2 separate regions of the Mus musculus genome follow, and region 1 is linked to region 2. The links are chromatin loops, found by intact Hi-C in ENCODE. Cell type or tissue: heart. All regions are shown on one strand. Links, peaks and the distances in the headings refer to the core of each region. The heading gives the core; the rest is flanking DNA.

Region 1 (5,312 bases), core at 178-5,177, 71 kb before region 2:
TAATCACCACTCTCCCGAGCAGCCACCATAAGCCAGAGAGAAAAACACCCGCAGTGGTTTTATGTACACATATATTTTTCAGGGATAACCACAATGTGAAAGTTTTTAAGGTTATTTTTAGTACTTCTAGTACTTGGGGGATACATAGTACCTCTGAATCCTGCACAATTCAGAGGTCAGAGAGTATAGGCAAGTGGGGGGGGGGGGGGGGAAGAGAGAGAGAGAGAGAGAGAGAGAGAGAGAGAGAGATATGGGCTGATAGCTTTATTAGGACCATTATATTATCTAAATGAATGTTACATGGGGAGTTTTAATTGTGACTCTAAAGAAAATATGCATAAGTTCTAGGCTACAAATTGACAGGTAGTCACTGTGGCATAGACCCTTCTGGTGTGTGAGTCAGTAGGCCTCAGAGTGTGTGTGACTCTAGCTCTCCATAGATAAGCGGTAAGCAGTGAGTAGTTATAATTAGGCAGATGTCTGGATCGGCCACAATGAGGGCCTATCATAGTCAGCTGGGTTTTTGTGGTGGTGGTGGTTAGTTTGGTTTGGTTTACTATAGCTGACCCTCATGACCCTAGTCAACAAGAGCTGGGAGAAGAGGTGCTTTGGACACAGGAGGGTGGATGGTAAGACACATGAGACAAGAAAGCGAGGCGAATACTGTGAAGGATGGAAGGGTACAAGGCAGTGTTGAGAGCTGGGGAAGAAGAGCGGGCTGAAAATCAACACAGCCAAATTTTATTGAAAATAATACTCTATATGCTAATTAACAATTTTTAAATAAAAATAATAAATAGAAAGTTAAGTGTGGCCTTGAATTTGTGGTCCTCTTACATCAGTTTTCCAGTACTGAGATTATAGGTGTGCACTCCCATGCCTAGTGAGAATCAATTATTAAGCTTGAAAGCAAAAAGATGCACGATCCAGTTAAAGACAGATCAGAAGCCAGATATGTGGCTTTACCTGTGGATCCCAGCAGGAGGACTGCTCCAGGTTTGAGGCGAACATGGCTACATAGTGAGTTCCAGGCTGCCCCAGCCTACAATGAGACTGTCTCCATGCAACAAAAAACAAAGTGATAGTCTTAATAGAAAAAAATTCAAATACTATATCCAAGTGGTCTAATATATGAAAAGATGATAAGTATCAGCTGGGGGAGTATGCATGTGGAAATCAAGACCACAGTGAAAACTGACATAGCCCAGTGGTAAAGCACGCCTCTAATCTCACCGTCAAATCCACAATGGAAAAAGACCTAAATCCCATTTGGGAATGTGAGTGTAAGCTAGCAAAGCCACTTTGGAAAACAGTTTGGCAGTTCATTAAGAAATTAAGTGGTAGCACACGTCTCAGCAATGCTATTCCTAGGTCTACGTGGGAGAGGAAGATGCACACACACATGAGTGTATAGTGGAAGTGATAATGTTCAAATGAGTAGTGCTTGTGGGATCCACAAGGTGGCAACTATAAAAGTACATTCATTTTTCTTGCTTTCCCTCCCTTGCAGCAATGGTGAGTTAGACCCGTGGTCAGGAGGTGGAGTAACCAGAGACATCACAGACACCCTGGTGGCTATCAACATCCATGACGGGGCCCATCATTTAGATCTCCGAGCCCACAACGCCTTCGATCCTTCCTCTGTGCTGTTATCTCGATTATTGGAAGTTAAACACATGAAGAAATGGATTTTAGATTTCTATAGCAATATCCAATGAACAATTTTTTAAAATTAATTTTTTTTTGTTTTCTTTTATGTTCCCTCCACCCACATACCCATTCACTTTTATGTAATTCACTTATATGTAATTACTTTCTCTCATTTGTCATTATATTTGTTGAGCCAAGGCCAAGACACAAGAGAGTGACAGGGGTGGGCACAGACATCCCACCCAGGTGACTGCTCCGGCCTCACTGTCTTTGTGTCATCATGGCAGCTCACAGGCCATCAGAACTGGCATGGCTCCTCACTGCCTTTCACCAGAGGGAGAGCCCCTCTCCCAGCAGCAGGGAGGTCTCCTTGGTTCTGAGGCTGAAGTCTCTCTGGCCCATTGTAAGTCCCCACTCCTGCCACAAAAGGGAAAGCAGAAGCCGGGTTCAAAACGCTGCAGCTGCAGCTGATAGAATGTGGAATGCCAGTCCAGGAAACCGGGCTGCTTCCTGTGAGCTCACTCAGTGAGTGATTCTGAACTGGGCTGCCATAAAGAAGAAGGCAGAGACCTACCTGCCTGTTGCTTCTGTCTCCTTCCAGCTGTTGGGAGGTCAGTGTGCCTGGGCTGGCTGCTTTTGGAAAGTCCTTTCTTTATCTCTTTCCCACTTGGCAGCTCTCCTTACTTCTGGGACATTTGCCACTGTGGTACTGCCAGGAAGGAATCTGGCCTTGTCCTGCTCTCTTTGTTTCCAAGGCCAATTTTATGGTGGTCTGGCTACATTCTGCCAATTTAGGAAAAGTGCTATTTTTGTTTTTTGGTTTTTTTTTTTGTTTTGTTTTGTTTTTTTACTTTAAAACTGAACAAATTCTGTTAATAAAAATTCTTTAAAAATTGCAAACCATTTATTGAAAAAGTAGAATGTACTTCTGTTCATTTGGTAAAGAAATTTTATGTTCTAGTCATTGTTACCAGTATCATTATAGCCTTAGGTGTCTGGATTCCTAGCATCAGGTGTGTGGGGACTTTCCTGTGTGGCTTCTAGAAGACAAGCAGACTAATTCAAGCAGGCAGCATATTTGGCATTAATAGATGTCAGAGCCTTCCCATCTCCAAGGCTTGGAACTTGAAGCAGTTCTTACAGTGAGACCTTTTTTCTAAGGGACGTTTCCAGCCTAGGAAATAAGGTTGAATCCAAACCTCCGAGGGACACAGCCTAACAGGTTCTTCTCAACAGCAGCCCCCCAGTTTCTTTATTTCTTAGTCATGTTCTTACCATGGCTTGGAAACATTTCTCGCTTTTCAGAAACTATCCCTAGAGCCCTGATAAGATTTTATTTTATTATTGCTTTCTTGGTTTCGAGATTATAATATAATTACAATTACATTTCTGTTTTTCTCTTTCCTCCCTTTAAATTGTCCCATATACCCCACCTTGCTCTCTTTAAATACATGGCCTTTTTAAAAAATTAATGCATTTATATTAATTTATATAAAATTATTGCATACATATATGTATACACATATATTTTTCTAAATGCAACCTGCACAATCTATATAACGTTACTTTGGTGAATGTTCACAGGGTTGGCCCTTCAGTATTGAATAAGGACTTGATGTGCGCATCCTTGGGGAGGACTGTCTCTTCAGCTCTCAGCTCTCCGTAGTTGCCTCTAGTTCTTTGTGTAGGGTGGAGCTTTGGCGGACTCTCTCAACCACTTCGGTGTTGTTCTTGTTCAGCTCATGTTTAGGCTAAGGAAAGATTTGGTGGAGGACATTTTTACCTTTATTTTAGGATTTTAGGCTTTTTTCCACAACATCTTTTTTTATTTTTCTAATTTACTTTACATCCCAATCGCTGCTCCACCCAGTCACCCCCCCCCCCACACACACACAGTCCCTTTCTTTACGTCCCTTTCTTTACTCCCTCTTCTCTGAGAAGGTGGAGGACTCCTGCCCCCCCCCCCCCCCGCAAACCCCCAGTCCCCTGCATATCAAGTCTCTCTCTTCAGGACTAGGCATCCTCTCCCACTGAGACCAGACCAGGGAGCCTAGTTGGTGTAATGTATTCCATAGACAAGCAACAGCTTTAGAGACAGCCCTGCTCCAGTTGTTGTGGGATTTACATGAAGACCAAGCTGCACATCTAGGGAACTAAGTCTAGCTCGTGTGTATGCTCTTTGGTTGGTGGTTCCATTTCTGAGAGCCTCCAAGGGTCCAGGCTAGTTGACTCGTTGGTCTTCTTGTGGAGTTCCTATCCCTTTTGGGGCCCTCATTCATTCCCCCAACTTTTCCATAAGAGTCCCTGAGCTCCATCCAATATTTGGATGTGAGTATCTTTCAGACAGCTGCTGGGTGAAGCCTCTCAGAGAACAGTTATGCTCTTGTCTACAAGCATAACAGAGTATCATTAATAGTGTCAGGGTTTGGTGCTTGCCCGTGGGATGGGTCTCTAGTTGGGGCAGTTATTGGTTGGCCATTCCCTCATTCTCTACTCGATCCCTCGTCTCTGCACTTCTTCCATGAAATCTCTTTACTAATTTGGAAGATTTAAGATACTTTGACATTTCATGTTGAATTAACTATTAGGTGAAGTTGTATTTTTCTGAAGAAGTAAACTGCAAAAATGCAAGTGTAATTTTGACCTGCTTCTGTGCAATATATATATATATATGTATATATATATATATATTAGCCTTAATGGATATTAACTAACTTAAATGTTCTTCTGTTTAATTTTAACATGAAAGAGAATAAAAATACAGAATAAGCCCTATTAAATCTTATTAAGTCTATTCGTGGGCACGGTGGATCCATCTGCAACCCCTGGTACTCAAAAGGCTCCATCAGGAAGATAAATTTTGCTCAACAATTCAAAACTATTAAGGGCAATCAAGTGAGACCCCAAAGTAGAAACAAACATGAAAAAAATTTTAATAACTTTATAATTAATAAGGTGATTACTTTAATATACAGGTAATGGGAATCATACAGAATTGGAATAATTTTTTTAAAGAAATGTTTTGTTACCTTAACTACTGAGATTCCATTGCAATAAGTAAATTTAGAGAACTTCCTCTGATGTCTACAGAGCCACGAAATTATAACCTTGGCCTCAGAGCTTGTAAGTAGCAGTTGTATAATTCCAATGCTGAACTGTCTCACTTTTCCTTGGTCCCAAATGTAATTTTCTTGCAGCAGAAAGGCAATTGCCCCTGTTTCTGCCCACTCCTTGCTCTTCGGTCCCAGTCTCACCCCCCCACCCCCCTATTCCTTACCCTTGTCTCAGCCTCTGGATTGCCCTGTTTCCCCCAACTCCTTACTCTCTGTCTCAGTCTCTGGATTGCCCCTGTCTCCACCCATTCCTTCCCCTTCCATCCCAGCCTCTGGGTTTGTCCTGTCTACCCACTCCTTCCCCTTCCATTCCAGCCTCTGGGTTTGTCCTGTCTGCCCACTCCTTACCCTTACATCCCAGGCTCTTCATTGCCTTCTGCTTTTGCTGGCCTTCACACTGAGGGAGTTCTCAGTCTTCCCACCTCTGGCCACAGAGCAACTGGCTACATTTCTACCTTGATCTCTCTCCTTCCTCTTTTCAATCTCCCCTCTCCTCCTTCCCTGCTTTCCCTCTCTCTGAACAAGGGAGACATCTGAGAATACGAATCT
Region 2 (5,312 bases), core at 46-5,045:
AAAACCAGTAAAGTGTGCTTTGGGAGTAACATTTTTACCCCCAAGAATGATATTAGTAAGTTACTTCGAAGCATTTTTTTTTAATGTCAGAGTAGCATATGATAAAAAGGGAATTTAAAGTTGTATTTCAAACAGCATGCCTAAATGCTTATTTTCTAATTTAATTTGTGAGTAAGTTTATCTAGAAAAGGCTGATAGAATTAGTATTCTGATTAAATGTTTATGAGAAGCCGTTTTGAATCTGTTTTCATGATTTGCTTCCCTCCTGAAGGCAGTGCCACTACCCCTGCTTCCCCGTGATAATGATGGGAAGAAGGGAACACTTTTGTGCTATGTTACAGACTGTGCCCTTTTCCATGTGAATTAGTCAACTTCGGCCTCTTAAAATCTGTGTGAGAGAGACTTTTTAAACAATTTCTTTTCTAAGGTATGCACGGGAATTAATGTTCCCAGAAGATAGGTACCTTAGTAAAGATTTAAAACTTACAGTGATGTTTTCCCTGCTACTGCATTCAGCAGAAAGCCAGGCTGTGCATTTCTATTAGTTATTCATATGGACTCTGTTCTTCCATGTCAGCAAGCACTGAAGAGCTTATGTGTTCATTAACCTACAAACATTTCCCCAGAGATCCCATGGGGACATCTGGTGTGAGACAACAGACAATCTGATACTTAATTTCTGTAAGTGTTTTTTGTCTTCGACTATGAGCCATACCTGGTTCTTGAAACTAGAGTCAGAACAGAACAAACCTCAAATCCTCAATCTTGTAGGGCTCTGGTTTGACAGATAATAAAATGGCAGCATCAACAAATATAGTAAGGAGGAAGAAAATAATCCAGACATGAGTGAATGAAGTGTGGCAAAGAGGGAAAGTATCAGGAATATAAGAAAAATATACAAACACACATATGTATACATATACACATGCATGCATGAATACACACATATACACATATATACACACATACATACACATATGTAAATACACAAATATATATACATACATTCATGCACATACATGTATATGTGTACACATACATTCACATATATGCATATACTTACATGCATATATAAGTATATACATATATACCCACATACATACACATATGTAAATACTTACTCATATGTACACACATGCACATATAGATGTGCACACACACGTACATGCACTCACACATATATATGTGTACACATACATACATACATACTTACATATATATACATACACACACACACACACACACCCCAGGAATACTTCACCAAGTTGTAGCTTTTGCAAAATCATCTGGCTAAGCCCAGGAGCCAGCCATGAGGTTGGTGGGGAAGAGTTCTCCAGAGGCACAAGTGGGGACATAGGCTCCAGAGAGGTAAGTTTCTTCAGATTCTTCCAGCAGAGGGAGGAAATCTTTGTGGCTGGAATGTTCTTAGTGGTCAGTGATGGAGGCACTGACTCAGATGAATTCAGAGAGGCAACACAGGCTTGGGTAATGCATATGCTTGCAGGTTCTAGAAACTTCTTGAGATTTTACACTGATTAAGATGGGAAAACCAGAGAACTTTGACTGGAGGAGTAACATGGACTGATTCCGGTTTAGAGAAGAAAACAGGCTGTCTTATTATATTAGATTGTGGAGGGAAAGGAGTGAGTCAGAAAGTCCATCATGGTGGCTATCAGTAATTCACAGTAGAGATAATGGAGCCTTGGATTTCTGTGTGGCAGTGGGTGAGAAGGTGTCAGATTCTAGATATATTTGGTGATCTGGCTGATGGGTCTGTTGGCAGATTGGAGGTAAACAAAGGCGAGAGAATGGAAGCAAACCTTTGGCTGGAGCAACTAGGAAAGTTGCCATTAATGGGGACTAAGACAATGAAGGGAAGAGCGGGTGGGGGCTGAGCAACGTGAGTTCACTTTGGACCTGCTAGGCTTGAGATGTCTGAGTAGACGTCCATGTAAAAAGTGCAACCACATAAGCAGTTGAATTTTGATAATAAGGTATTTGGGAAGGCTTGGAAACAGTATTTGGTATTTGTAAAACTTTTCATTACTGTTAAAAATGCCTGAAATAAACAACTTAAAGAGAGAAAAGGCTCACTTTTAGAAATTTTAATCCATGGTGTGTTAGTCTTACTCTTTGGGAACCCATAGCAAGGCTGTAAGTGGTGGCGCTAAACTATCTCATGGGGAGATGTTTGTGCACACAGGGTGGGCAGGGGAGAGACCTATAATTCTCTTCAAAGGCACATTCAGTGATCTAGAATTTCCCACTAGGCTCCACCTAAGCCTTCTGCTCACGGGACTTTCAGGGAACACTTTTTTTTTTAAAAATTAAGATTTATTTATTTTATTTATATGATTACACTGTAGCTGTCTTCAGACACACCAGAAGAGGGCATTGGATCCTATTACAGATGGTTGTGAGCCACCATGTGGTTGCTGGGAATTGAACTCAGGGCCTCTGGAAGAGCAGTCAGTGCTCTTAACCACGGAGCCATCTCTCCAGCCCAATTTCTTCATTTTTATGGCTCAACCCCAAAATGTAAATTTACCTGAAGCATCATGAAGTGTGTGTGTGTGTGTGTGTGTGTGTGTGTGTGTGTGTGAGAGAGAGAGAGAGAGAGAGAGAGAGAGAGAGAGGGAGAGAGAGAATTTTTATTAGATTGATACAAGCCTACTCACCAGGGAAGAGGCAACCATAGCAGAGGAACCGCTTTGATCAGATTGGCCTGTAGGTATATGTGAGCCACGTATTGTTGATTGCTAATTGATAAGGGAGGAGGCTGGCACTTTAAAGAAGTTACAACTAAAACGGATACTATGGTAAAAGTTGTTTGTGTAGCACATTTAATGTCAAAATTTCAGAATCATTTTTTTCTGATGGTAAATATATTAATGTACAAATTACTAAATGGAAATTGAAATCATAGCAAGCTCAAGTTAAGGGAAGCACACTTCTGTGTATTTCCACACTCTGGAAAAAACATAGTCTCAGGAACTGCAAAAAGTATATACCCTTCTGTGTCAGTCTGACACAAAAGCCTGAAAACAGAATTCAAGCTTTCCAGAGAAAGTATCATGACTCAGTTTTCAATCCACATAGACGTATTTCCTGTCAGCTTTCAAATGGTGCATGGAGCTGCAGGCTGACACTCAACTGAGAAGCATCAGAACCGTGTGTGTTTGTGAGACTTTCAGGGTCCTATATATAGCCCAGGCTCCACCGTTGGACCTTTTTCCCTCTACAGCTTTGTGCCACCAGGTTCAGTTTTCTTTGGTTCTCTGTTTTTAGGGAAATAATACAAGACTCACACATCAAGAAACTTATGTGACAAAGTAGATACAGCCTTTCAAACTGTCTCAATTTTCAGGTTTATGCATGAAGAATGCCTCTCATATTTTGTTTGAACACGGTCATAAAGAACTCACAACCTTAATTTTTCTTGTCTCCCTCCCTCCCAGCAATGGTGACCTAGACCGATGGTCAGGAGGTGGAGATACTGAAGGTCTCTCTGATACTCTGGTGGCAGTCAACATCTCAAGGGGGGCCCATCATTTAGATCTGTGATCCAGCACCCCATAGATCCACAGTCCTTACAGATAGTTCACTTGGTGGAAATCAGACACATGAAGCAATGGGTCTCAAACTTCTGTGGCAACTACAGAAGGCAGCCCTGAGTGACTTTTAAATATCACCATTTTTGCTTTCTCCTTTTAAGTTCCCTCCACCCACATACCCATTCACTTTTAAAATGTTTCTTATACGTGATTACTTTCTCTCATTTGTCATTATATTTGTTGGGCCAAGGCCAAGATACAAGAGAGTGACAGGGGTGGGCACAGACATCCCACCCAGGTGACTGCTCCGGCCTCACTGTCTTTGTGTCATCATGGCAGCTCACAGGCCATAAGATCTGGCATGGCTCCTCACTGCCTTTCACCAGAGGGAGAGCCCCTCTCCCAGCAGCAGGGAGGTCTCCTTGGTTCTGAGGCTGAAGTCTCTCTGGCCCATTGTAAGTCCCCACTCCTGCCACAAAAGGGAAAGCAGAAGCCGGGTTCAAAACGCTGCAGCTGCAGCTGATAGAATGTGGAATGCCAGTCCCGGAAACCGGGCTGCTTCCTGTGAGCTCACTCAGTGAGTGATTCTGAACTGGGCTGCCATAAAGAAGAAGGCAGAGACCTACCTGCCTGTTGCTTCTGTCTCCCTCCAGCTGTTGGGAGGTCAGTGTGCCTGGGCTGGCTGCTTTTGGAAAGTCCTTTCTTTATCTCTTTCCCACTTGGCAGCTCTCCTTAGTTCTGGGACATTTGCCACCATGGTACTGCCAGGAAGGAATCTGGCCTTGTCCTGTTCCATTTCTCTTTGTTTCCAAGGTCAGTTTTGTGGCAATTTACTTAAATTATGCCAGCTTAAGAAAATCACTGTTTGGTCTTTCACTTTAAATGGGAACAGGCTCGATGTTGTGGATAGTTCAGTAAAATAGACCTTTAAATTTGATGAGTAAGCTTTTCAAAGATCAGCATGTATTGCTTGTTGTCTTTAAATAATATTTTGTCTTCTAATAGTTGCTATCAGCATCATTAAAGCCTTAAGCCCTAGGATACAAAACAGCAGAGACGTGGGTACTTTCTCGTATGGCTTTCAGAAGACAAGCAGAATAATTCATGCAGCCGACATATTTGACATTAATAAATGGCAGAACCTTCCCATTTCCAAGGCTTGGAGCTTTCAGGCAGTTCTTACACTGAGACCTTTCTTCCAGGGGCTTTTTTCTAGGATAGGGAATAAGGTCAAATTCAAGTCTTTCAGGGACACAGGGAGACTAACAGTTTCTTCTCTGCCAAATAAGTTCTTTTCCTCCGCAGTTTCTTTTTTATTTTCTCAGTAAATTTCTTTTTACCTGTCTTAGGGAACATATAATGCTTTAAAAAAAAGTATACTCGGGCACGGTCATTTCAAAGCCAAAATCTCGACTAGGAGATTGCTGTTTCTCTTCCCTGGCTCCAGAAAAATCTGGGTCTTGCTGTGGAAGCCTTTAGTTCTCACTCTAATGAGCTGTCAATCGAAACAGTTTGGGTAGTGCTTTGTTTCAGCATTAAAGAACTGTCTATTGGGGTAGGCATTACAGTTAAGACAATACTAGTCTTTGTCTACTAAGAAGTTATATGATACAGCCATGGGGCTTTGATACAGGGCATTCTTATTTTTTATTTTAGAATTTTGGCTTTTTTTTTTTTTTTTTTTTTTTTTTACTTATTTAGAATCCTTAGAAAAAACTTTTGAAATTTCATTTAATAGCAATTATGAGAGGCATTATA

What was found. Peaks named below come from ENCODE experiments on the same cell type or tissue, not always from the same donor. Only the 100,000 strongest peaks of a DNase experiment are listed, where the experiment ranks them.
Region 1: a loop joins it to region 2, with 23 times the contacts of the local background. A loop is called at or near these places in 3 of 42 quality-filtered maps.

The regions. Positions count from the first base shown.
Region 1 is chr7:92,931,462-92,936,773 of GRCm38, forward strand. Prcp (prolylcarboxypeptidase (angiotensinase C)) reads left to right here. Exons shown (of 9, transcript NM_028243.3): 9 at 1,511-3,120. The coding sequence ends at 1,718. Among named protein-coding and RNA genes, the nearest start is that of Gm40448, 57 kb to the left of the region's middle. In heart, for the core only: no CTCF peak of the experiment used is centred there; a DNase peak (open chromatin) is centred at 2,320.
Region 2 is chr7:93,002,852-93,008,163 of GRCm38, forward strand. It overlaps the pseudogene Gm31663. Among named protein-coding and RNA genes, the nearest start is that of Fam181b, 74 kb to the right of the region's middle. In heart, for the core only: a CTCF peak has its summit at 4,206; a DNase peak (open chromatin) is centred at 4,210.